2 separate regions of the Mus musculus genome follow, and region 1 is linked to region 2. A link is a loop called in an ENCODE intact Hi-C map of the cell type or tissue named here. Cell type or tissue: gastrocnemius. All regions are shown on one strand. Each heading gives the region's core, and the rest is flanking DNA. Links, peaks and the distances in the headings are about the cores only. Region 1 overlaps Ppp1r9a (protein phosphatase 1, regulatory subunit 9A). Region 2 overlaps Gm46948 (a long non-coding RNA gene).

What was found. A loop is a pair of places that touch in the nucleus more often than their neighbours do. Peaks named below come from ENCODE experiments on the same cell type or tissue, not always from the same donor. Only the 100,000 strongest peaks of a DNase experiment are listed, where the experiment ranks them.
Region 1: a loop joins it to region 2, with 2.7 times the contacts of the local background. A loop is called at or near these places in 13 of 42 quality-filtered maps.

Annotation. Positions count from the first base shown.
Region 1 is chr6:5,101,809-5,104,617 of GRCm38, forward strand. All of the region lies in intron 7 of Ppp1r9a (protein phosphatase 1, regulatory subunit 9A), which reads left to right. Among named protein-coding and RNA genes, the nearest start is that of Gm52886, 49 kb to the left of the region's middle. In gastrocnemius, for the core only: no CTCF peak of the experiment used is centred there; DNase peaks (open chromatin) are centred at 1,146 and 2,162.
Region 2 is chr6:4,406,708-4,409,516 of GRCm38, forward strand. The region is part of intron 3 of Gm46948 (a long non-coding RNA gene); the gene reads right to left. Among named protein-coding and RNA genes, the nearest start is that of Gm33788, 17 kb to the right of the region's middle. In gastrocnemius, for the core only: a CTCF peak has its summit at 1,221 (motif pointing right); a DNase peak (open chromatin) is centred at 1,222.

The DNA.
Region 1 (2,809 bases), core at 62-2,561, 700 kb after region 2:
CCAGTTCTGTGTGTCCACCATGATTTCATGGCCTCTCCTGTGGGGCCCAGGAACCTGCAGAATCAGGTTGGTACCTAGCCGTAGCAGCTGTGGACACCAGTGTGACGGCTCGGTCCTATCCAGGTGACAGCATTTTACAACACACCTCTGGCTCTTATTTCTTTCTGCCCCTTCTCCCCTTCTTCCTCAGTGTGCCCCGAGCCCATTTGTTAGGTGGGTAGAGATACCCTATGTGGGGATTCATAGTCACTAATTTTCCTTTTCTTTTTCTTGCACTGGGAACCAACCTAGGGCTTTGGGCACTGGTCACGTGCTCCACCGCTGATGTCTATCTCTAGCCTGCGGTTCTCATTTTAAAATTTGCCCTACTCTCAGCTTATTATGGGGTGCTTGAATCATTTTGCTAGTTACCTCTGAAATTAATTTTATTGTAATCAAATTAATAAGCGGATATGTGGGGAACAGCATCTTCTCATACTAGCGATCTCTTCATTTATATCGACTGAAAGTGTTTTTGCTGACCGCTCAGAAGGTGCATAGATCTTTGCTTGCTGCATAAATGCCAAGCTATAAGAATTAAAGACATGACTAAACTAACCAAAAGCAATTTCAAAGATTGGCTTAGACTCAGAAGGAGTTAAGTAATCTTCCGAATTTTTTTTCAATCATGGCATCACTGTGGCTTAATGATTTCTGAACATAGGAGTTTCTGTTTCTGAAATTCTGTCATTGTTGAGTAATAGAGTGTACATTTTGGAGAAAGCTTTCTTTTTTTTTTTTTTTTTCTGAGACAGGGTTTCTCTGTATAGTGGAGAAAGCATTTTATTCATTTGAAATTTCATATTAATAATGTTTATTCTTTGACATTTCATATGTGCGTGTAATGCATTCTGGTTACTTCTCCCACTCTCACACTGATCTCCTGATTTCCCATCAACACCCCCCCCCCCCAGATTATCTTACTCCTTACAAATATCTTTCCTATATTCACTAATTGTGTTTTGTTTTGTGTCCCAAGGGATTTAGCTAGGGCTCTGGCGACTCTAATTGAGAACTAGCCATGGAGCCTTGCTATGCTCACCAGTGTGTCTGTAAGCTGTATATTCTGGCTGCCCCAGAATCTGTTAGGTGGCACTAGGCCAGCAGTAACTGGCAGGGCTGGGCTGGGAGCCCCTCTCCCTTCGAGGCTGACTGTGCTGACCTGCCAGCCTCCAAAGGCATCTGTGTTACTGCCTGCCTCCTACTCATCCCTACCCTTCTGTCACTTAGGGTTTTATATACATAGACACCTTATGCCCCTTGTTAGCTGCACTTAGCCTCAGGATTGCTACAGTAATTTGAGCCTTGTAATGTTCTGCTCTCACATGATACACTTTGCCCCAATTCTATTTTGGTTAATAGTAAAACTTAAAACGGGTTTCTTTTGCCTTGCATTTCTTTCATGATGTCTGAATTTTTTTTCTTTTTCTTTTTCCTTTTTATTTTGAGACAGGGTTTCTCTGTGTAGCCCTGGCTGTCCTGGAACTCACTCTGTAGACCAGGTTGGCCTCGAACTCAGAAATCCACCTGCCTCTGCCTCTGCCTCTGCCTCCCAAGTGCTGGGATTAAAGGTGTGTGCCACCACTGCCCAGTCTGAATTTCTATTTATTTATTATATGTTTTATCCATTTTATAAATTTGATTCAAATGTTTTTCCTTTCAGTAGTCTATTCCTGAATCTTATTTTTTAATCAATTATTATGGGAGTCTTTGCAGTTAGTGAACATAGTCCCTTTATGTTTGTAGTTATCACTTTACTATTAGAACCTTTGTGTGTCCTCTTGGCTTATGTGTTTTCTTTTCTCATATTTTCTTGTGTCTTTTTTATTTTTCTACCCATCATCAGAAATATCAAAATTTTACCTGTTGCCTAAAAGTTATTATTTGCTTTTCTCAGTAGTTTGACACAGTTGTTTTCCTATCTGTATAATATAGAAGTCAGATCAGTATCTGTGCTTCTAATCATTGGTGAATAATGGCAGTGGCATTATCTCCCGAGTCTCAAGAGTCTTGGGCATCATGTATGCTGGCACGTGTGCCTGTCACAGTGTGATTACTTCCGGCTTCCCGCGCCCTCCCCTTGCTGTGAGCACACTGTCTCACTGTTAACTTACTCCCGGGTCTGCTGCTCCCTCCCTCCTGTCAGCACCAAAGGTTCCTGTCACATGGGCCTGACTTAGATAGCAGTCAGGAGGTCATAGCTTCAGGGTGAGGAGCAGGCTGGCCTGACTTAGCAGGGTTATGTGGGAAAGGTGAGGTGCCACTTCCTGGTTGCTGGCATTCCCTGCTCTATGTCTCTATATTTGCAACTCCAGACCCCCCCACCCCCTTGGTTGTTTTTAAAAACTTCCTTCACAAGCATTTCTTATGTTTTAAATGGTGGCCTGAAGCACATCTGTGACCTTCTCTCTTAGGCAGATCCACATTGCTTTCAAAGAAGGTCGTGGTGTTTGTTAGTTTGCTATGTTGGGCCCAAACAAAAGTTTTCCCTTACCTCAGCCATCCCTGCCTGTATGCATTTATTAATACGGCCATCTCCTTTCCTGGGTGTGTTTACTTGTTCATGTGTCAGCTTCTTATAACTCAGCCTTAATTTATTGTCACACTTCCTTGTTGTACTGGGCAGCAGTCAGGAGGGGCCTGTTTGGTGCTGCGCCTTTCGCCCGGCGCCCAGTGTATTAGCAGCCTTACGGACTTCACTTTGGAAACAATCTGTAATTTCCATTTTTCTTGTTTTATTTTTATTTTGACTTTAGTAACTGAAGAAATT
Region 2 (2,809 bases), core at 70-2,569:
CCAATAGCAAGATTGGGTACAGCGTTCATTGATGAAAAGCCTTCTGTACTTGACACTGTCCCTTGGGGCTTCTATCTGGCTCACTTTAGTCTTGTTATTTGTTTCTTTCATTTTTTCCCTTCTCTTTGCAGCATTCAAGTGACCCCAGAGCTCAGTTCACAGATTTTTTTCACTTTCCATTCTGACTCAGAGTCAATGTAGTGAGTTTGAAATGACCCATAAATATCTATTTGAAGATTCTCAAGTATATGCATATTCTCGTCCATAACTCATGTGTCTGCCTGTAATATCGTGTTCTACAATGGCATTTCACAGTCAACAAGTCAATTTATTTCATTTAATACATTTATTAGTTGATGTTAACTGTGTAAATATTTACTGTGTGCAATATGATGTTCTCAAATTCCTATACATTGTAGGGTCACTCAAACAAGCTTAATAATATATACATTATCTCTATATTGATCACTTTTGTGGTGAGAACACCAGAGCCCTCAAGGTGATTTTCAAGTATACAGTGTGCTGTTATTAGTATAGTCACCATGCTGTACAATACAGACCAAATTCATTCCAAAATGCAGCTTCCCTCGAGGTTTTTCTCAAAAAGAAAAGAAAGATAGAAAAATCAATTGTTGTGATTGCTCAGCCCCAAATACAGGGTAAAGGCAGATTTTAATCAGAGTCGTTTCCTTAGATGTTCATCTGAATATCTGCAGTGAAGTCTGGCCCATTGTAAGTGATCCATAGATAATAAAGAAAAATTTAGTGCTATAGAGTTACAAATAAAGAACGTTTGAAATAACTGATACCTATCATTTTTAAAGTGAGGGAGAAGAGCAGTGTCGGAAAAAGATCTTGAAGGACTAGCAGTAATGCAATAAGATAAGAAAAATATGAGAAGATGGTCTCATGAGGGGAACAACAGAATTAACAACCATAATAAGCATTATGTGGGACAGTGTGGTACTTTCAGTCAAGTCATAGGTATACGGGAAACAGTTCTAAAGGAATCCTCAAAAACAAAGAAAGGTGTAAGAGTCTTAAGAAGGAGAATAGAATTCCATAGCACCTTAAGAGACTACGAATGTGCTTAAAGACACAAGTGGACGAATGATAGGAGATGAAGAGACAATATGGATATTTGACTCTCTGGCCATAGAACCCAACGCATACACCATACTACTGTACTAAGTTGTGATGCTGAAATTGGCCAGTAGAGGGCATAAAACACTTCCACCTCTACAATTCTCCCCCAGCATCCTTTACTACTACTGGATGGAGCCCTTTCAGATGCTGAGAACCAGTAAGCAAGAGAACTGCTTGAGACAAGAACACTCTGTAAACAGAGTTCATTTCCTTTGCCTTAGTGATCTTATGTGGAAACAAAATAGTCATTTGATTCACCATTGGCATCATCTTTCAGTGGAATTCCACCACAAAGGGCTTTGCTGACAGTGATAGAAGCTGGATGTAAAAGAACAGAGGCGGGATAAAATTTCACCAACACTAAATTCTTCCTGTAGTCAAACTCACTTCCAAGAAAGAGATGAAAATCCCTTTCTCTTCTCTGGCCTTCACCACGCAGTTTTGTGCAGTCCTAGGACCCTAATTCTTTCTTATCTTATTAGTTTTGCACAGACCTGTCTCTACTGTCATTTCAAATAAATTTTGAAGCAAGATATAACTTACGAAAGTCAATGTAGTTCATAAAACTACTAGAATTGAGAAGAATGCATTGTTACTAACTTACACGTAAACTTTTGGTACTGTTAGTACTGGGCTTCATGATTTACAGTTCCAACGCTCTCTCAATTATTCATTATTGCACAGTTTATAAGAGGGCACAAAGTTAGCAATAACAATTACATTAATGATAGAGTGAGTTATTTAAATTAATTTTAATAGTCATTATATTTGTGATGACAATTATGGTTATGACTAACTATGATTACAGCAGCCATTGTAATCATAATAAGCTCAAGGATGGTTTAATTCTAATGACTTCATCCTAAAGAAATTAGAATATAGAACTGTAAGTGAATGCAGCTATGCTTGTTAGATAGAGGAATGTTTTTGAATATTGGTTACTGGATATTAACCTTCTCCATGAAATCAATGACTTTTTTTTTAAATAAAACCAGAATTGTTGATTAGATGCTATAATCAAGGGAAGGGGGGAGGGGGGAATGTGTGTTATTCTTAATTTTATAAGTCTTAAATGGAAACTATTTGGATTATAGGTGATATGCTGAAATGACCTTGGTGTTTTTCTTAATTCCACTTATCAAAGTGATGAGAGCCTTTGAGGCACTAAGGAAGAGCATGTCCAGCTATCATGAAAATATGGAATTAGCATACATGGAACTTTCTGGGGATATTTCTATGGGAAGGTATTCTGGAGTATTGTCCTGTTTTCATATGCAGAAGTAAGAACTTCTTGTTAATCGTGACAACAACCCCATGTGTGTGCACAGTAACTCCAAAAATGAATGGGTGTGGTTTGACAATTGATAAGTCTTACAAAAGTCAGTACAATTTCCTGCTGGCCATCTTGTCTACCCTCGACTCTCTCCAAGGGTATTCTCTTCATGCCCCGAAGGCTTGTTGTTTTGCAGGATTCCTTGGATAGCATGGTAAAGCTGGCAATCTGGAGTGAGTTCACCTTCAGACAAGCTGAGCCAACATGGTCTTTGTGGGGGAGAAGAAAATGTCGAATACCAAATTTATAATAAACATGAGATACACTCATTTTCATGCAAATTTCTTGCAGATGGAAATTTCATTTAATGATGGCTGGCTGTGGAGTCCA